Regions from separate parts of the Homo sapiens genome. Here region 1 is linked to region 2. Evidence: chromatin loops called from intact Hi-C (ENCODE). Cell type or tissue: PC-9. All regions are shown on one strand. Each heading gives the region's core, and the rest is flanking DNA. Links, peaks and the distances in the headings are about the cores only.

Region 1 (10,831 bases), core at 3,726-7,725, 120 kb after region 2:
CCAAATTTCTGGAAGTTTGCAACTCTCTTCTGATAGCTTTTCCTTTCAACAACCAAATCACCAAAATGTTCTTTGTCTGCTTTTCTTCCTTTATTGGTTCTACCTGTTTTAGGAAATCGTTTTCCTTCTACTCTCCTAGATTTGATATCTGGGTCCATAGAGTGAACTGACAATAGGCAGATTAACAGGAGGAAATGTATTAGAACTTATTAATTTTTAATAGTACTTTTAGAGGGACATCACAGGTGAAAAACGAGCACTTCCCCCAAAAATAATAAGTTTTTAGAGCTTATAGAGCATTTTAATTAGTGAAGGGAAAAGGAAAGCAGGGCACTTAGGGGAGAATAAATGATTTTTAGGAAAGAGAAATGGACCCTTAGAAGAATAAATGGGAGATATAATGGTTTGTGACAAAGTCTGGGTGTGGTGTCAACTTCTAGTCTCCTCTCCTGTAATATGAGTTAATTTTCCTCGGTTGATGAAACTCTTGAGGAGTTGATTTCCTTTGAAGGATCTGTCTCTAGGCAGATAGAGAAGTCCAGAGAAAGCCTTTTCCTGCATTTGCTGTTTTTGAAGTGCCTTTGGCTTAAGACAATCAAGATACCAAAGTGGCATATTTTAGGGTGACACATTTTGGTCTCTAACACTATCCTATTAAGATACTTACATTTTATTAAAATATGTTTATTGAGCAAGTGACAGAACAATAACTGACACTTTTATAAGAAAAGAAAAATCAACTGTGTAAATTCAACAGCATATCAGCTATTTCCTTGTATTTTTGTTCTTTTTTATTCCTTGCCAGTAAACCTACCTATTTTGGAGATGCAAGCATAGTGTAGATGTAATAATTTTGTGATTTTTTTCTCATAAATTATTATAAATATTTTCCCAGTTTGCTATACATTAGTAATATTTGTCATTGTCATTTAAATTTTTTATTTCTGTGAAATTATTTTTGTTATAGCAGATACAGATACATTGCAGAGTTTTAAAAACAGTACAGAAAAGTAGAAAGGAGAATGTAAAGTTCATCTGAACTTCCACCATCTAGAGATAATAATTACAAGTTCATCTAACATTCCTTTATTCATCTTCTTATGCACACATACACACATAGCTTTCAATATATAATTTTACATAAAGAGGTTTGTATATACATGCGGATGCATAACTAACATTTTTTCTCTCAATAATATGTTCTGGGCATTTTTCCATGTGAATGAAAATAGATATGTATCACCATGTTAGGTGATGGAAAAAATAGTGCATTGTAAGTTTTTAGCACTAATGTTTCAGTCCCCTTCTGACGTATAGATAGAATGGGTCCAAATTCCTGCCAGTGTAAACAATATTGCTACACACTTCTGGGATTATCTCCTTGGGGTAAATTTCAACTATTATTATTATCCTATTAATTCAGAGGCTCTTTTAAACTTTCAAACATATTTTAAAAACTGACCTTTTCAAAGTTGTGATATTTTACACTCCTATTACCAGTGTGACCGTCCTTTTTACCAAACCCTCCTCAACCTTGGGTCTTAGTCCCATCCATTTAACATTCTATAGCGTTCTGTGGAAAGGTGAAAAAAAATGCCTCATCATTTTTAAAATTTGCATTTCCTTAATTGGGTATTTGAGTATCTATCTATCTATCTATCTATCATCTATCTATCTATCTATCTATCTATCTATCTATCTATCTATATTTGTCATTTATAAGTCTTCTTTTGCGTCTTGGCTATTTATGTCCTTTGTCCAGACATCTACTGAAATGATCATCTTTTTTTGAGTTTTTATTTTGTTTTTACAAAATATCTAACCTTAATTGTATGTATTTAAATTGTTTTTTCTCATTTTTATTCGTGATTATTTAATTTTTGTATACTAAAACATATTACGTCTTTATGGAGTTTTTTGTATTGTTTTTGCTGGTGTCCTTCATATTTTAAATGTACACAATCAAATTTATTAATATTTTCCTTGACTGTTTTTAGTGTCAGTGTGACAGGAAGATCTTTCTCTAGATTATAAAAATATTATCTCATTTATTCTTCTAATAACTCGTGTTATTATTTTCTAACATTCAAATTAATATATCTAGTACTTGTTTGGGTGTACTGAATAATGTGAAAATTCAAAAATTTTCACCCAAATTCTAGTTGTTTTATCTCCAAAGAACACTGGAAAAGCAGACTTGTGCACATTAGGTGTTATTTGCACTGAAAAATGTCATTAAACTAGTAGATGATGCCAGATTTGAGTAGACTATGCCTGAGGAAACTGGAGACCCACATAATTACTGGGATTGTGAACATAATTTTACCTGGTAATGGAGACTTTATTAGTATATAATATTTATTATTAGATGTGTGTGATCATGAGAAATAGCCGGAAAGAATAGATCAAATTTAGATTTTACAAATTGTTAACGAGATTAATAAACTATAGAGCATGTTATCTATGGACTATGGTAACTATTTCAGCAGTATAGAGAAGCGAGCAACCATAGACAGGAAGATCTAGGTTTAAGAGGATAAAATACAAGTTAAGCGTGTGCTAAGTGAGGCATTAAGTTCCAGCTTCATTCAAAAAGTATCAACTGTGAGGCTGATGAGATAGGATTGGCCTTGTGGGTAGGGCTCTGAGGAATTAAAATGATAACAGACAATAAGTTAATAGAATGCCTGGGGCAATTACAATTAAGGAGAAAACAGGGTGGAGACAGACTTCATTGAGCAGGGGACCAAGGGATTACAAAATTATAAAGGTGCCTTGTGTTGGTGGACCCAGTTCCTAGATGGCTCTATCAGGGCAAGTCTTCTGGGAGAGAATAGAGAAAGTGCTTCCATCTCACACTCTAAGACTCTGGTTAGCATATAGGAACACAGGTACTTAGACATGACACCTTTATGTCACACTAAATTTTCATTTATTCTCACATCCCTTCTCTTTCATTGATCTGTCTGCCTCTTCCTGCATTCTTTCCTATTGTAACTTTACAGTGTATTTTAATATCTAAAATATCAGAGTCTTGCTATTTATTCTTCTTTTTCAGAATTTTACTGAATTATTTCTTATGCTTATACTTGCGTTTTTGAATCACTTTGTCAAGTATCCTGACCTCTTTATAATATCTATCTGACCATTGGCTGCCTGTCTTAGGCATGAATGGGTGGGATAAACTGTGATAGCAAACAACTCCCAAATCTAAGCAGGTTAACACAACAGAATTTAATGTTTTTCTCAGAGTCTATGCCCCATATGGGTGGGTATGAGTGGGGCAGGAGAGAGGATTTCTCCACAGAATTACTCAGCAGGCTGACCTAGGCTTCAACACTTTATAGCGCCACCACCTAGAAAATGCCACCTTCTCAGTGCCCTAGTCACCAGAACAGTGGGAGAGCAGCTGGAGAACTGTGTGTGGGTTAAAGAGACACATGTATTGTCTACCATAATGGAAATGTACTAGAATCTGCACTCTACAGTGCAGTAGCCATTTGTTTTGTGTGGCTATTGAATGCTTGGAACGTGGCTAATGTGACTGATGAATTGAATTTTGAATTTGGGGAAAATATTAATTTAATTTTCAAAATAAATAACCACATGTGGCTAGTGGCTACCTTATGGGAGAGCATAGGTCTGGAACTTGTCACCTAGTCATACCTCACCTCGGGGGAGCTGGGAGTGGAGAGGAGTAAACGGTGTTTTTGAGGAGTTTTATTATTTCCTCCTAGACTCCCAGAACAAAACACCAAACACACATGTACACGTGCACGCACACTCCCACTGGGAATTTCATTGTGATTTTAGCAAAATCATATTTAATCTTTTTTGAAGTTTTTTATTTTTAAATAAAAATATATTAAGATGTAATTCACATACCTTACAATTTGTGTATTCCAAGTGAACGATACAATTTTTTTTTAATATACTCACATGTACATGAAGCCAACATCAGAGTCAATTTTAGAATATTTTTATCACCTCAGAAAGAAATCTTATACCCTTAAGCTGTTACCCTCCTATTTTCCCCACCCTATCCTCCAGAGCTAAGTAATCAGTTGCCTACTTTGTCTCTAGATTTTCCTGTACTGGACATTTTATATAAATAAAATCATATATGTGGACTTTACTTAGCATAATGTGTTTAAGGTTCTTTTACTTAGCATAATGTCTTCAGGGTTCAACCAAGTTGTAGCATAACTTAATACTTCATTCCTCTTTATGGCCATCATAAGTTTTAAAATTTTTATCTTAAGATACTGTGGTTTTTTTTTTAAACTTTAACTTTAGGTTCAGGGGAACGTGTCCAGATTTGTTACACAGGTAATTTTCAGGTCACAGGGATTTGGTGTGCAAATTATTTCATAACCTAGGTAATAAGCATAGTACCCGATAAATAGGTTTTTGGTCCTCACCCTCCCCTCCCAGCTTCCATCCACAAGTAGGCCCCAGTGTCTGTTGTTCCTTTCTTTGTGGCCATGTGTACTCAATGTTTGGCTCCCACTTATAGGTGAGAACATGCAGTATTTGGTTTTCTATTCCTGCATTAGTTTGCTTAAGATAATGACCTCCAGCTCCATTCATGCTTTGCAAAGGATATGATCTTTTTCTTTTGTATGGCTGTGTAGTATTCCATGGTGTATATGTACTACTTTTTCTTTTTTCAGTCTATCATTGGGCATGTAGGTTAATTCCATGTCTTTGCTATTGTGAATAATGCTGCAATGAACATAACGTGTGCATGTGTCTTTATGGTAGAATGATTTACATTCATTTGGGTATATACCCAGTAATGGGATTGCTAGGTTGAATGGTAGTTCTGTTTTAAATTCTTTGAGAAATCTCCAAACTGCTTTCCACAGTGGATGAATTTACACTCCCACCAGCAGTGTATAAGCATTTCCTTTTCTCCACAGCCTCACCAGAATCTGTTATTTTTGACTTTTAATAATAGCCATTTTGGCTGGTGTGAGGTATTATCTCATTGTAGTTTTAATTTGCATTTCTCTGGTGATTAGTGATGTTGTATATTTTTTCATACGCTGCTGGCCACATGTATGTCTTCTTTTGAGTAGTGTCTGTTCACGTCCTTTGCCCACTTTTAAATGAGGTTGTTTGTTTTTTGCTTGTTACTTTAAGTTCCTTATAGATTCTGGATATTAGACCTTTGTCAGATGCATAGTTTGCAAATATTTTCTCCCATCTGTAGGTTATCTGTTTACTCTGTTGATAGTTTCTTTTGCTGTGCAGAAGCTCTTTAGTTTAATTAGGTTCTACTTGTCAATTTTTGTTTGTTGTTGCAATTACTTTTGGTGTCTTTGTCATGAAATCTTTGCCAGGACCTATGTCCAGAATGGTATTTCCTAGGTTATCTTCCAGGGTTTTTATAGTTTTAGGTTTTACATGTAAATCTTCCATTAATCTTGAGTTGATTTTTGTATATGGTGTAAGCAGGGCATTCAATCTTCTGCATATGGCTAACCAGTTATCCCATCACCGTTTGTTGAATAGAAAGTCCTTTCCCCATTGCTTTTTTTCATCAAATTTATTGAAGATCAGATAGTTAGAGGTATTCAACTTTATTTCTGGGCTCTCTATTCTGTTCTGTTGGTTCAGATGTCTGCTTTTGTACCAATACTATGCTGTTTTTGTTACAGGACAGATAAATATGTTACAGGAAAGAGGTCCCGATCCAGAACCCAAGAGAGGGTTCTTGGATTTCACGCAAGAAAGAATTCAGGGAGAGTCTGCAGAGCAAAGTGAAAGCAAGTCTATTAAAAAAGTAAAGGAACAAAAGAATGGCTACTCCATAGACAGAGCAGCCCTGAGTGCTGCCGGTTGCCCATTTTTATGGTTATTTCTTAATGACATGCTAAATAAGGGGTGGATTATTCATGCTTCCCCTTTTTAGAGCATATAGGGTAACTTCCTGACATTGCCATGGCATTTGTAAACTGTCATGGCACTGATGGGAGTGTAGTAGTGAGGATGGCCAGAGGTCACTCTTGTGGCCATCTTGGTTTTTGGTTGGTTAGAGCCGGCTTCTCTACTGCAACCTGTTTCATCAGCATGGTCTCTATGACTCATACCTTGTGCTGACATCCTGTTTCATGCTGTGACTTAGAATGCCTTAATTGTCTGGGAATGCAGCCCAACAGGTTCCAGCCTCATTTTACCCAGCTCCTAATCAAGATGGAGTTGTTCTGGTTCACATGCCTCTGACATTTTGGTTGCTGTAGCCTTGCAGTATAGTTTGAAGTCTGGTAATGTGATACCTTCAGCTTTGTTCTTTTTGCTTAGGATTGTTTAACCTTTTAAATATAGAGTTTTCCTGTTCAAGTACAAGGTATAACTTCCCATTTATTCCAGCATTCCTTTGTTTCTAAGCCATGTTTATTGATTTTTCTAAATCTAAATTCTGTATATTTCTTTTGGAGCTGACTTTTGAGCTAGGAAGACCAGTATTAGAATTTTAGCTCTTCTATTTGTCTTAAACTAATGTAACCTCTACTTACCTCAAAAAAGTTATGTAACCTCTTTAATTCTCAGTTCCTCCATTTATAAAATTTGGAGAAAAGTACCCATATACCCAATACTATCACTATTGCTGCTGCTAATATTATTGCCACTATTATTCCTTTTCCTATTATGACTACTATCTTATTAATATTGAATGATCATAATCATTATTTTATTATTATTATTATCATTATTATTATTAGGTAGAAAGCACCTTACGTGGATAATATTATTTAGTTTACACAAGAACCAAATGAAATTAGTGAATTTAAATCTGATAAAAATGTAGTTAGCACAACAGTTTATGTTATGTACTCAAGACAGCTTCAGTGTCATTGCTATTGTTACTATTAACATCAACATCATGATCATCATATTATCATTATTATCATGACCATCAGAATCGTCATTACTACCATCACCATCCTCAATTGCAGTTGCCTCCTTAATATCCCTTCCACCTTATCCCATCATGAAGGAGTGGGTTGGGTTTACTCCCTGACTCCAAAGGAGGATAATTCTACCCAATGGCTACGATGACAGGTTCAGGATGGGCACATAATCCAAGTCAAAGCCAATTAAAACATGCAATGCCCTCAGTCACTATGATTTGTTGATAAGTTTGTGACCCAAGGTGAGCAATTACAGAGAGCCCAGAACTTTTGTTTAGTGGGTGAAGGAGAGATTATCTTTCCTGTGTGGCATAAAAGAAAAAGGAAACCAACAGATAGAAACAGGATAATTATTAACACTATGCCACTATATTGGACATCACTTGAAGGCTGCTCTACTCCTGAACATTTTGGGTATATAAGTCAACAAATTCACTTTATTGTTTACGGTTGTTTTTTTTTCATGTACTACTACTAAATAAATGTGATTGAAATAATGAACATTCTTCTCATAATTCCTTAAATGTGTTAGTTGTGTATTTTCAACATACTGGGAAGCTATATATAGTGATTCCATAATCTCTTTGACATTGGACATCTTATCAAATTCTATTTGTATTACTTTTTCAGATGATTATTTTGGGATTTTATAGGCATATAATAAAGTAATTTAAAAATAACACAATACTTGCCTTGTCTTTTTTAAATTAAATATTTTATCTTTCTTAATTAGTAATTGTTAAAAAAAGGTAAAACAATAATGGTGATAACAAACATTCTTCCCTTATTTTTGCTGTTAATGGGCCCTGGTTGAGGTATACCACCTTAAATAAATATTCTCATTTTCCCATTTTCTTAAAGTTTTTGATAGCAGATAGCAGGTCCAGAAAAATATAATTCCTTCAAAGTGGCTAATCAGAAAATAACAAAGAGACCATATAAAACTTCCTACAGCAAAAATACAGCAGAATGAGACATAAAGGAAACCGAAAGAGAAGGGGAAAAAAAAGAGAAAATAGTTGCTTGACAGAACTTAGAAATGAATTAGAAGAGTAAGGAAGCTATATGGCAAAAAAAACTTAAATCAACAAAGTGGATGACAGGCTTAAGAGAATTAGAAAAAAGCCAGAAGAGAATAAAGAAATATAAGAAATTTTGGAGGAAATTATAGACTATAACAAACAGTACAGAAAACCAAAATATGTATACTGGCTGTGTCTGCAAAAGAAAAAGAGGATCAATGAAGGAACTCCCCTCCCAAAAAAATTAAAAAAAAAAGAGAGAAAAAAATGTTGCTTTAAAGATGAAAGAATGAATCTTCAGATAAGCGTGCTTACAGCTATGTTAGAAATAATAATACTATTATATAGGAAAAATAAAAACTGTGGAATGGGATGTTGAGATTTTATTCAAAAGAAAAGAAAATTCTGTTATTCTGATTTTGCATGGTTGCACTGCTCCTGAATTGGTTGGCAATTTTGATGATAATTTCAGTTAGAATAAGGTCCCAAAGCTTTTGAGCTTTTCATTTTGTGCATGAGCCTTTCAGTCACCTCTGGTATGCAGCTGCAAATTACATTTGTTCCCAGACCCTGCCCCTTCAGCTAGAAACCCAGTGTGAGCAATCAAATAGGGCTCAGGCTGTCTGCTGCAGGGTTTCTCTCCTTCCCTGTCTTAAGTGTCAGTTTTGGGGGGCTGGCAGAAACTCTAAGTTGGTTTTCCCCCACTCCTTATGCAACTTCTACACAACAAGAGGTTCCGTCTCCGTCCCATTCCCAACCAAGGGACTCTCTGCCCAGAGATCTGGAGGCAAGCAGGCAAACTTGAGACACATCAAGGACTTCCTTCTGGAATTTGATCTGTGCACCAGAGAGCTGTGCAATGAAGTGAGAAAGGTCTGTGATGCTTCTGGGGTTTCTCCTATTTGATCCATTTTGGGTTGTAAAAAGTCAATCTTCTCAAAAGTAGCAGAAGGATGGGGTCTTGAGAAATTTTTACAGAAATAAAGTTTTTTTTTTTTTTCTGCCCTTTCTCTCTGTCCCATTCTCCCAAATTGTTGTCCTACAGAGCATAGGAAAATTTTTATAAATATGTGTTTACAGTACCATATTTTCCTTGTGTCTTACTCCTTAATCTTATCAAAATTACGTCTTTTCATTTTTTGTTTCTTTGGTCTCTGGACAGTACCCTCAAAGTGGGATGATTAGAGTCCAGTAGGCAGGAAAAGCCCATTTGTGGAGAGGTAGATACACAGTGGGCATTGCTCAGAGTCAGTAGGGACCATGCGGAGCCACAGCCACTACTTGATACAGTGTCCAAGGCAGAGAGAAAGGGAGAGAGAGAAATATGCTGGTGTCTGAGTCCATTTAGGCTGCTATAACAAAATTCCTTAAATTGGGTAGCTTATAAGCAACAGAAAAATTATTTCTCACAGTTCTGAAGCCTGAGAAGTCTAAGATCAAGATAAACACAGATTCAGCATCTGCTAATGTCCCATTTCCTGGTTGATAGAATGGTGCCTTCTTGTTGTATCCTGACATGGTGAAGGGGTTGAATGAGCTCCTTCTGGCTGCTTTCCTAAGGGTACAAATCCCATTCATGAGGGCTCCACCCTCATGAACTAATCACCTCTCAACACCAACACCTTGGTTCGGATTTCAGCATGTGAATTTTGGGGAGACATAAACATTCAGACCATAGCATCTGGCATTTTCTTTCCTCTTTCTTTGATCTCCTGCTAATGTCTCTCACTGGCTGAAAACCTACTGAAAATACGATTTTATAGGTGGCAGCTCTCTGGAGTTCCGACCAGAGTAAGGGAAAGCAGTGAATGATCTGAGGGTAAAGAGGGAAATATGACATATATCAATGATTTCATGTAAACACAGGATCGCCAAAATTTTGAGAAAAATTAAAAACGAAAGACAGTCTTGCTTTGTGAATTAGTTTGTTTTCACACTGCTATAAAGACATACCCTAGACTGGGTAATTTATAAAGGAAAGAGGTTTGACTCATAGCTCAGCATGGCTGGGGAGGCCTCAGGAAATTTACAATCGTGGCAGAAGGAGAAGCAAACACGTCCTTCTTCATGTGGTGGCAGGAGAGAGAAGTGCAGAGCGAAGTGGGGGAAAGCCCCTTATAAAACCATCAGATCTCATGAGAACACACTCACTATCATGAGAACAGCATGGGGGAACCACCCCATGATCTAATCCCCTCGCACGAGGTCCGTCCCCCAACTTGTGGGTATTACAGTTTAGATTGCAATTTAAGATGAGATTTTTGTTGGAAACACAGAGCCAGCCCACATCGCTTTGATCAAGGGACTTGAATGTTATACCCCATGGTAAGAAAGTGCTTCTTTCTTGAACTACCCCACCTTCTCTGATGTTTGGAATCCCTTTCATGGGAAATAAAAGTTTAGTTCCTCAGATACCAAGCAAAGTAGCACATACTCCTGGGAGAGAGAACCCTTCTATCTTCTTCGTTCTTTCTATTCCTTTCTTCCTAGAAGATTTGGTGCCTATTATTCAATAGACACTGTTTTAAGCTGCAGAGATAAAAACCTTTAATAAGGCACACTTTAATAAGACATATAAGTACAAATATGTCAAAAGTTATAATTTAGAGCAAAAGTAGACTTATATAAAGAGTATATTATGAGAACAAAGAGGAAGGAATAACTGAGGCAGGGGCATTTGGGCTGAGTCTTGAAGGGTGTAAAATCAGTTAAAGAAGGGAATAGAAGTTACTAGAAAACAGAAAGACTAAGGCAACATCAGAGAATGGTGTAGCTTTGCACGTATATCAGAGAGGAACAAAATCTGAACTGCATCAGTGCCGCAGGCCCTACCCTGGCCTACCCTACACATCCACACACAAGTATATTCATAAGAGGCATTATTATTCAGTT
Region 2 (10,831 bases), core at 3,637-7,636:
CTGTACACACACCAGGGATATCGCAGGAGGTCTTTTTCACTGGGGCCTCCCACCCCTGCTCTCCTTTAGCAGAATTGTGTTCTAGAGCATTACGTGCCCTGGATCCTCCAAAGTGGGGTGGGGGAGCCGCTCTTGGCTTTGCCCAGCACCGAGAAGGCAGCCTGGGCAGATGGCAGTGTGGCTGGTTGCACAGTGGTCGGCCTCTCAGCGCTGAAGAGTTTGGCTGTGCTCATTTGAAGTCGCTCTGACAACATTCCTCTCCTGGCAGCCATGTACTCTCTCCTCCAGTCTTGTGAAAGCAAATGGCTTTGCAGCAGCTTCCCTCATGTCTCGGAGTAGGCTAGGATACAAGCATTAGGCCTACCTATGCATTTGCAGACATTTCATTTATTTAAATCATTCCACAAGGCCTGCTCCAAATTTCATTTCCTCTTTTCTTTCCATGGGTTTCCCTTTGGGATGTCTGAACACAGTTTATTCTTTTTAGTTAATATTTGTTTTTTAAAAATTACAAAGAAATCCCCACTCCTCCGAATGCACAAATAAATAAGCAAACAGAAAATCAAACCAACAAACCCATGTATCCAATAAACCCATTAAAAATGCTTCTTTGCAATCCTCATCAGCTTCTGATTCAGAGACAAGTTTTCTTGTTTCTTACATGGTTTAAGAATCATGTATTTGTGTATTACTACACACCTTTAATTTCTTTTGTGTACAAACTTCTGGAATCCTGATTTGTGTCTCTTCATTCTCTCTGTTTCCTATGTTCTGACCTTGTTCTTCCTCCCTACTTCTCTACTGTGTAGCTGCCGGTTCCCCTGAATCGAATGCAATTATATAATGTGGCCAATCTCTTTGAGACTCCTCCAGACCAGTAGTTATCAACTCTAGTTGCACCTTAAAATCACTAGGGGATATAATTTGTCTTTGTTGGATCCTAGATTTGCATATATTTAAAGGTATCTCAAATGACTTGAAGGTAAAAGGAAATAAGAAAGGACAGCATTTGTAAATAAGACCAGCTTCCTTTTTTCTATCTTCCTAACTCAACCTTTTCCTCTTGCAGTAGTTCTCAGAGAGGTAATAGGAGGTTCCAGGTCGGTGGTTGTTGGCTTGAGAGTGTTTGATCTGGCATTGCTTCAACACTCTGTGTGGGAGCATGGTGACACTCTAGGGCTTAGTCACTTTCAGGAGTCACAGGATGAACACAAGGTACAGGTTTTTCACTTGCTTTTCTCTTAATTTTTTTAAACAGCTGTATGGAGGTATGATTGATATATTAAAAAACTGCCTTTGGGAGGCCAAGGTGGGGGGATCACGAGGTCAGGAGTTTGAGACCAGCCTGGCCAACATAGTGAAACCCCATCTCTACTAAAAAAATATTAAAAAATAGCTGGGCATTTTGTCATGCACCTGTAATCCCAGCTACTTGGGGGGCTGAGGAAGGAGAATCGCTTGAACCCGGTAGGTGGAGGTTGCAGTGAGTCGAGATCGTGCCACTGCACTCCAGCCTGAGACTCTGTCTCAAAAAAAAAAACTTGCATATATTTAATGTACACAGTTTGATGAATTTGGACATATGCATACACCCATGAAACCATTGCCACCATCAAAGTAACAGATACGTTCATCACTTCCAAAAATTTCCTTGTGTCCTTTTTTTTAGTGGTAAGAACATTTGACATGAGATCCACCCTCTTAAATTGTAACATGCACAATTTAGTATTGTTAACTACAGGCACTATGTTGTATAGCAGATCGCTAGAACTTACTCATCTTGCATACTGAAACTTTATGCCAATTGAACCACATCTCCCTATTGCTCTTTCATTTGTAATTCTGAAAGGAGTAGAAGAATGATGTAGGATTTTTAGACTCTTCAATAATCAGATAAGAAATGAGAAGGGGAAAGAGAGCTCTAGGTTTCAGAAATTCACATAGAAAAAAAGATTTGTTTCAGTCATTGTACATTACATTATTGATGGTATCACTGTTTGGAATGTTTTTGGATCTGGTTCTTTTTAAAATACTTAGGGACATCCTGGCTATGAAGACACAAGGCATTTTGCACAGGTTGTGTGTTTAGGCTCATGGGAAGAGAGTCATAAAGCACATCTTCCATGTCCATCTTCTGCTGGGTATTGAGAAACTCTTTTCTGTTTGCCTAAGCACCTGTGTTGAATTTGGTAGCTGTGATGTTTGGACTGATTCAGCTGTAATTAATCTCCAGGCTAATTATGAGTTCTGTTGTCATTTTGCTTGATGTAATTAAACTGCATAGCTGGAGAAAGTTTGGAAACTACGGTTTCCAAGAAAACTCTTCCCTGTAACTTGGCAAGGAGCTTCAAGAGTGACAACATAATCAGCCAATTAAATATAAGCTGGAAGCCTGATGTCCTTCAGGATGAGTTTATGGGAAGAAGACAAATGTGTGTTCACAAGAGACACCTGCTGTTTTACTGCTGCCTTTTTGGAGAGTTTAAAGTATTCTAGAGGTTTTCTGTCATTAATCCTTTTGATAGCATTATTAAACAGTAAATGGAACAAGCATTTTAGTCCCTTTCAAACAGGTGAGATGATTAACATTGTGAAGGTTAGTTGTCAAAGGGCACAGTGACCACGCATCAGAAGAGATTCCAATGATGCATTTTCTTAGAAAAGATGATGCTTCTCTGCACAGATTTCTATAATAACTCTCAGATATATAAGAAGATTATACTAGCATGAAATATGAATATGTCCTTTGGTGAATAAATCCTTTAAGTCTTTTGGGGCCATAGTTTTATTTCATGTTTTAGTCTAAGGTAAGGAGCTACGGACCACATGCCAACTATAAGCTAATGGAGGGAGAATGTTGCTGAATCTCACTGGCCTTTGCCTTGCTTAGCCAAAATCATCTATTGTAATTGCAGTGTTTCTAAAACCATATCTCTGTGTATGTATGCACTCCCCTACTCATACTCAAGAACTCAGCTGCATATGGGGTGATACATGGACTCACATAGGTAGAGCTCTTAAATTGTTGTATTTTTCATAGTTACCTTATATATTTGACAATGGCTTTCTATTAACCATAGTAGGAGGAAAAGTCCTTCTAAAAAGACATTTATTATAGTAAAACTGTGAAATGTATAATATAAAATGCTAAATAATGGTCATTTGATTTGATATGTGGGTAGAACCCAAATCATGAAGGTGGCACTTGAATGACTCAAGTTTGGGAAACAGGGGCCTCTATCCATTTTCTCCTACTCCTGTTAAGAGGTCTGTCTGCTGATTCCTTTGCTTCAACAGTAATTCATTTTGTGAAAGACAGGTCAGATAAGAAATCTAACGTGTTATACTCTGAAGTTATCAATGTATATGACAGTATCATCACAATAAAGAAAAAGTAATGGAAACCATACTCAACCTCTGTCTGGTGTCTCCTGATTAATTTTAGTGCCTAATCATTTGTCTAACCAAGGCTTAGATCTTATGAGCAGAAGATTTAGTGCCTGCGATAATCACAGATTATGATTACGCCCTAAGAGTGTTTATCCTTACTTACCCTGGCATGCCAGGGAAACTAGCCATACTTACATCCTTTTATTCATAACTATAGGTAACACTATAAATGGCCAGATTCAGGTTTTTCATATTGACTTTGGCTTTAGGAAACAAGGGAGACTCTAAAGGAAAATATCTTAATCCACACTTCTTGAATGACTGATAATATGAGGACATAGATAAATCTTTTTTTGGGGGGTGAGGGGGTGGGGGGTGGGGAGGAGTCTCACTTTGTTGCCCCGGCTGGAGTGCAGTGGCATGGTCTTGGCTCACTGCAATCTCTGCCTCCCGGGTTCAAGCAGTTCTCCTGCCTCAGCCTCCCAAGTAGCTGGGATTGCAGGAGGCGCCTCTCACCACACCCGACTAATTTTGTATTTTTAGTAGAGATGGGGTTTCACCATGTTGACCAGGCTGGTCTTGAACTCTTGACCTCAAGCAATCCAAAACACCTTGGCCTCCCAAAGTGCTGAGATTACAGGTGTGAGCCACTGCGCCCGGCCAGCGCCCGGCCGACATAGATGAATCTTAAAGTGAAAGATGCCAAACTCAAAATGTTACATACTCTCTAATTATGTTTATATGACTTTCTGGACAAAGTAAAACTATCAGGACAGAAAATGTATTCATGGTTGCCAGGGGCCAGTGGTTGACTTTGAAGGAGCCTGGGAAACTTTTCAGTGTGATGAAACCATTCTTAATCTTGATTTTGGTGGTGGCTGCATGACTGTATCTAATTGTGAAAACTTCTAGGACGGCACACTAGAAAGGGTGAATTTTACTGGCTATAAATTATACCTCAATAAACCTGAATGGAAAAGAAATATGTTTTAGTGTTTCATAAGACAAATTACAAGTACAATGTGAAGTAATAGTCAAACTAAAAAAAAAAGGCCAGCCAATATCTGCAAATCGTTCTTCAAGGGAGGAGAAAGTCAGATTCAACCTTTGAATTTATTTACATCGATGGACATCCTCTTAATCTATATGACTAGATTGGAAATGTCCAGTGTATGCTTTTATACAAACTGTTCCCATTCAATCTTTTTGTGTTTGTTCATGATGACGTTCATTTCAGTGCTATCGCTCATCATAGTGGGAAAAATGTTTAGGTTCTGGCAATGTTATGGCAAAAAGTAGTTTCCCTAGTTTCGTACTGGATATAGTAACTCAGCTGAAAATGATTGGTCTGTAGCAACTTTTTAAAATAGAAAACACCATCTTTGCTTTTGGTACAATTAGGAAATTCCTAAGAGTAAAAATTAGGAAAGCATAACCTTTTTGAGGAAACATTTTGAGAATTATTTCGGAATGACCAGCTTATTTAATCCTGTGATCAGGAGCAAATAGAGATTCATTTCCATGTAAAAATAGACTTTTGCCAAGAGTTGGGCAAGTGATGTGAATTGTGAGATGCCAAGATAGACATGTGAGGACAGCCACCTGTGATGTTGTGGTGCAGCTCTTCCTGGAGGCTTGTCAGTTGCTGGCTTCTTGAAACTTATGCTTGTCCTCTGGTTTGGTGAAGTAAGAACCACTCAAAGCTTTTAAGGAGTTGATTAAAATTGCTTAAATAAATAAGGTAATGTAAATTATGGCACTTGAGAAAAACCATATTGCACATTTTTATAGGTTCCTACACCTTGAAAATATAATGTATTAACGTATAATGTATGAAGTTTAAGCATGTTTTCATAGACATTGTTTTCATAGGAGTAATTTATTTTCATTTGAAGGATACATATATTGTTGGCAATAAAGATCATTCCACAGTTCAAATAAGAGTTGCCTTTTCCCTGTGGCTTTTCAGGGAAGTTCTTAAAACTGTAATACAAGAATTTCTGATTGATATGTGTTATTAGTCTAGTTTTCATAACTGTAAGTGTTGTGATTCAAGTGCTGATTTTTACAATTTCTATTTTATTTTATTTATTTTCCTTTCTTGTTTTCTGATGATTACAAATGGTTAACCATGTTCACTTTCTGATATCTATGACACCATTTTTAAAGAATGCAGACCTTACCAGAGCAAGCTCCTGGCATTGTTTACTGATCACTGACTCAGCTAATTCTTCGCAAACCTTGCAGACAATCCAGAGCAGCTCCTTTTTGTTTACTTATTTCAACAAAAGATAAGTTGGTCCCCATCTGCTCCACTGGTGGGCACATGAATTAGACCAGCCAGTCATTGTGTCCCATTCTTCTTCTGGCCCCAGTGACTCATTTTCCAGTGGACCGGATATAGTAAATCAGCTGATCACACAACCTATGATAGGCCATTAAGAATAAATTCATGATGTTTTGCTAACATTATGGAGAAGACGAGCTCCTTATCTGCTGGTGTTACTATCCAAGTGTAATATTTCTGGGGCCACCTTTAATCCTGCTGTAAGAGAACCTTGGGAGAATACAGAGAAAACCAGAGACAGGGGATGGAGAGAGAAATTCTTCTGTCTTCCTTAGAGAACCTGATTCAACTTGCCTGAAGCTGATATCAGGCTACTCCTAGGCTTAAGAATATACAAGACAATATTTTTTAACCTAATGGAAGTTGAATTTCTGCCCCTTGCTAAAAAAAGATGACTGACTACAACACTCATTACATGCAAAGATTCTGGATAATAGATAAATATCTGGTTTCCAAGAGTTTACAATGAAAAGCAGAAAGTATAAAAGATAATAATATCCAGTTAGGATTACTCTTCACAGTGTACTATTTTTCTCTCTATCCCAGAATTTACTACTTTATGTCAGGATTATTTGCATGTATTTTTTTCTTTTGTGACAGATTACAGAGAAGAAATCCTGGTTATCTATTCACTTTCTTGTTCTTCAATATCTAGTACAAGTGCTTTGCACATGGAAATGTTCAGGAAGTTTTTATGGAACTTTATATGAAAAGACAATATTACTCAGGGATTGATGGTATTGAATGAGTGGTTTAGAGCATGAGGTCCTATCATTTTGGGGTTAAACGGTATTTTTTTTGCTGAGAATGATGGTTTCCAGCCTCATCCATGTCCCTACAAAGGTCATGAACTCATCATTTTTTATGGCTGCATAGTATTCCATGGTGTATATGTGCCACATTTTCTTAATCCAGTCTATCATTGATGGACATTTGGGTTGGTTCCAAGTCTTTGCTATTGTGAATAGTGCCACAATAAACCTATGTGTGCATGTGTCTTTATAGCAGCATGATTTATAGTCCTTTGGGTATAAACCCAGTAATGCAAGGACAAAAAACCAAACACTGCATGTTCTCACTCAGAGGTGCGAATTGAACAATGAGAACACTTGGACCCAGGAAGGGGAACATCACACACCAGGGCCTGTTGTGGGGTGGGAAGAGGGGGGAGGGATAGCATTAGGAGATATACCTAATGTAAATGACAAGTTAAGGGTGAAGCACACCAACATGACACATGTATACATATGTAACAAACCTGCACATTGTGCACGTGTACCCTAGAGCTTAAAGTATAATAAAAAATATATATAAAAAAATTTTTAAATGGTATTTTTTTGTCCCCTAGTCAAGGTCCTCATTCAAATTGCTGCCACTAGATGATTTGTGCTTCATTTTGTTCTATGGAGCAAGGCAGTATTTCTAGGGATCAGTACTAGACAGAGGCAGCTTTGTACTAGGATGGGCGAAGGGAAATTGGAAGACTAAGGCTCCAGGAATTTACATTTTTACAAAGAATATGCTTTATTATCCAAATAATGTTAAATTTACCTGTTCTTTTACCAAACTTACACTGAAGAATCATCAAATTCTAAATTTAATAAGAAAAAGAACATGAAGAAAAAAATCGCTCCCACAAACCAAAAATATGTGCAATAACAGTCATATCTTGATTGTAATCATTGTTTTGACCTTCTTTAGCTCAGTTACTACTAGCTAGTTTTACATCGTTGCATTGCGAACACACTTTCATAGTTAATTAAAATTAAATATACTGAAAAGGTCTGATTCTTTCTTCACTCTCAAGAGATATGAGTCTTTGTTCTTCCTAGAACAAACTGAAGTGAACTTCTTTCTTTGCTATTTCTCTGTCTTCAGAAGTGGAAGCAGCTGAAGCTCCTTTCTGCAAAGTGTGTAACTAGATACTTGCACTGAATATTTCTTTCTTTTAACTTTTAATTAATACAGGCATGAATGGGAAGGTCTGCCTCTTACAGGAGTGTATATTTGAGGACAAAAGCAATGCTTTTATTACAAAAGGTAAGACTCAGAGAAGGAACCAAAAATGCCCAGGTGATATTCAAAATCTATATGCTCTTCATCTTAGATTATGCCATTCTGTGGTATATGAAATAATGAGGCTTATGTTTAATAATTCCTTTCTATGATTTCATTAGATAAATAAGATTATATGTTTTTCGTAAGAAGATGACAGCTGGAATCAGACCCAAATGTGAATTCCTGCATCACCATTTGCTAGAGCTGTTAGTGTAGACAAGCCTCTTACTCCTTTTCAGCTTCAGCTTACTCATCTGTTCCCCACGGGACTGCTGTGAAGACTAAATGGTCTAAAGACTATGAAGCCAAAGCACAGTGGTGGTGGTGGCAGTGGTTAAAAATTAGCAGGACTGGCCGGGCGTGGTGGTTCACGCCTGTAATCTTGGCACTTTGGGAGGCTGAGGCGGGTGGATCACCTGAGGTCAGGAGTTCGAGACCAGCCTGGCCAACACGGAGAAACCCCATCTCTACTAAAAATAAAAAACTAGCCGGCCATGGTGGTGCATGCCTGTAATCCCAGCTACTTGGGAGCTGTGGCAGGAGAAATGCTTGAACCCGGGAGGTGGAGGTTGCAGTGAGCCGAGATCGTGCCACTGCACTCCAGCCTGAGCAACGGAGGGAGACTCCATCTCAACAACAACCACAACAAATTAGCAGGACTGATCTCTACTTCCTTCCTAGGAAACATGATGTAAGGACAATTCTGTTGTTTTCCAGGGTTGATTGGGCAATATGGCTAGCTAGGTCCCCTTCTTCCTCCATACTCCAGGTGTGCCCCTCCAAGGATGCATATGCGGTTGAACAGGGTATCCTCTCAGGATGGAGAAAAACTTTTCCTCAGTTTAAGGCACATTTCCAGGGAACATGGGAATGAAAAATGGTATAAAAGAACTGGCCAATAATGCTGCCAAATTGTGAGAATAAACCTAACATTGATTTTCATGTAGCTGATTTTTTTTTTTTTTGTAAAAGGAAGTAAATTTAAACAAAACCAGCTTTGATCAAATAAGTGACCCATTTTTTATGAGAAATAAGGATGTTACTAAGAATTGAACAGTTTATTGCTAGAATAATAATAAACAGTTTGTTGCTAGAATTTCTCCACCATGAGTGGAGGAATTTTTGCCTCTTGTTCTTTGTTAAATCCCAGCTCCCAAGCCAGTGCCTGGCGTATAAGAGGCACTGAATAAATAATTATTGAATGAATAAATGCACTGTTGCTAAAAGAAAAAACAGGTGGACATGGGCTGAATTTTCAGCATGATAAATGTGGCCATGCAAAATAAATTAGATAGAAGTAACATGATTAACCTAGGAAGCTGAAATTCCTCTTCTCTGAAAATCTCTAAGAGTAGGCTTCATGCTTCTGTTTCCAAGACTGTGTCAGTCTAACCTTTGAAGAGAAGAGGATGGCCCAAATACATTCTGAGGTTTGAAGGTTCTAGAAGTCTCATGGAAAGCTTCATATTTATTTGCAAGAGTTTTCCTCATCTTACGACTGAGCAATTTTTTCAACGCTACAAGAATATTTATCCATGGTAAATCTTCTACCCCTAATCTTGCTTTAAGACAAATTTTCTTTCTACAGATCCATATTGCTTCTTACACTATTTCATTGGAAGCCACCTGATATCTGTGTGTGCCGATGATAATGACCAGAGTGATATTTATTCATGGATCACCTTTCCTTCACAGAAAGCAGGAATCAGTTCCAGTATCTGGGCCATAAGTAAATATTAATAGTTGAATAACATTGTTGCTTTCTGTCTGCAGGCAACAGAGAAAGGAGTCTTGCTCATGGTTTCACAGATAATAGTGATTTTCTGTGTCCCAGACCATCTTCAGTCCAGGATATCATAATATATGCATTATGGTTCTATTTTCCTTTCGAAAATAGTGCAGTAGATCAAAGTATTTCTTTTCTTTCTATGAATAATTCTTCATTCATTCAAACGCCTCCTCTGAAACATGTATTTCTACTAAAAGACTTCCTGGAAACTTTGTGTAGAAAACAGTGCTCACTTTATAATTGGTTTGAAATCAAATAATATTTTAAGAAATAATTTTCTTCTTATCATGCTGGGGTACTGATAATTTTTTAAGGAAAAGGTAACTAATTTGATAATTAAGTAGTCTATATTTCTATACCAAACATCTAAAAATGAACAGATTTCATGCTACATTTAGAATTAGTTTTTTTTTTTTTTTTTTTTTGCTCTTACCAGAAACAAACTGCAGTCCAAAAGCCTCCATCATAGCCATAATACATCTCAGAAGGCACAGTTGGAAGACAAATTTGAAACAATGAAACTCACAGATTGGAAAGACACTCAATACAGATTTAAAGATCACACATCATCAAAAATGTCCTATGATGATGTTGATGAAACCGAAAAACTCAGTTTGCTACGATCAATTTTGTCACATTACCTATGTAAATAAAAGACAATGCATATGGTGAAATTAAGAGGACTAAAATAGCAAGAGACATCCAATACTCTCTGGTTCACTTTGAAGGTATTATTTATGAAGGTACTTTAGGATCATATATAATGCAAATGACAATATTTCTAGAAATATATTTGTGCTCTATGGATTCATGGATGATAATGCCTGGAGCATTCCAACAGAGGTAGTTGCATGAATTAATGGAGCACATCTGGGCATCAGTCCAATAAAAATGTTAGCTGAATGCTTCCTTTGGGGGGAAAAAGCTATTGAGAAGTAGATAGCTACAAGCAATTGATGCTGGTTAAACAGAACATCCTCTTTATTCTTTTTCCACTCACTTCTGAACTAGGTCAGCTATATGCCTTTGAGAGAGGAGGAAGGCTTCAAGGAGTAAGTTTACTTTAATGCAGTCACTTTTCAAGTAATTTACTTCTTTTTGGATAGACCGACATTGCATATGAATACCCAGGCTTACTAGCAAGTCCTTAATAATGAAGTCTCCACATTTAATGCTGATATCTCAGATTTATGCTGCACACTTCTTAGAAGATCAAAGTATAGTACTTAATTCTCAATTTCTATGGA

The links. A loop is a pair of places that touch in the nucleus more often than their neighbours do. Peaks named below come from ENCODE experiments on the same cell type or tissue, not always from the same donor. Only the 100,000 strongest peaks of a DNase experiment are listed, where the experiment ranks them.
Region 1: it touches region 2 in a loop (3-fold over the local background); 1 of 110 quality-filtered maps calls a loop at or near these places.

Annotation. Positions count from the first base shown.
Region 1 is chr9:82,806,403-82,817,233 of GRCh38, reverse strand. No RefSeq gene overlaps it. Among named protein-coding and RNA genes, the nearest start is that of RASEF, 250 kb to the left of the region's middle. In PC-9, for the core only: no CTCF peak of the experiment used is centred there; a DNase peak (open chromatin) is centred at 6,143; H3K27ac peaks cover 1,443 bases.
Region 2 is chr9:82,929,974-82,940,804 of GRCh38, reverse strand. No RefSeq gene overlaps it. Among named protein-coding and RNA genes, the nearest start is that of RASEF, 130 kb to the left of the region's middle. In PC-9, for the core only: no CTCF peak of the experiment used is centred there; a DNase peak (open chromatin) is centred at 5,614; H3K27ac peaks cover 1,301 bases.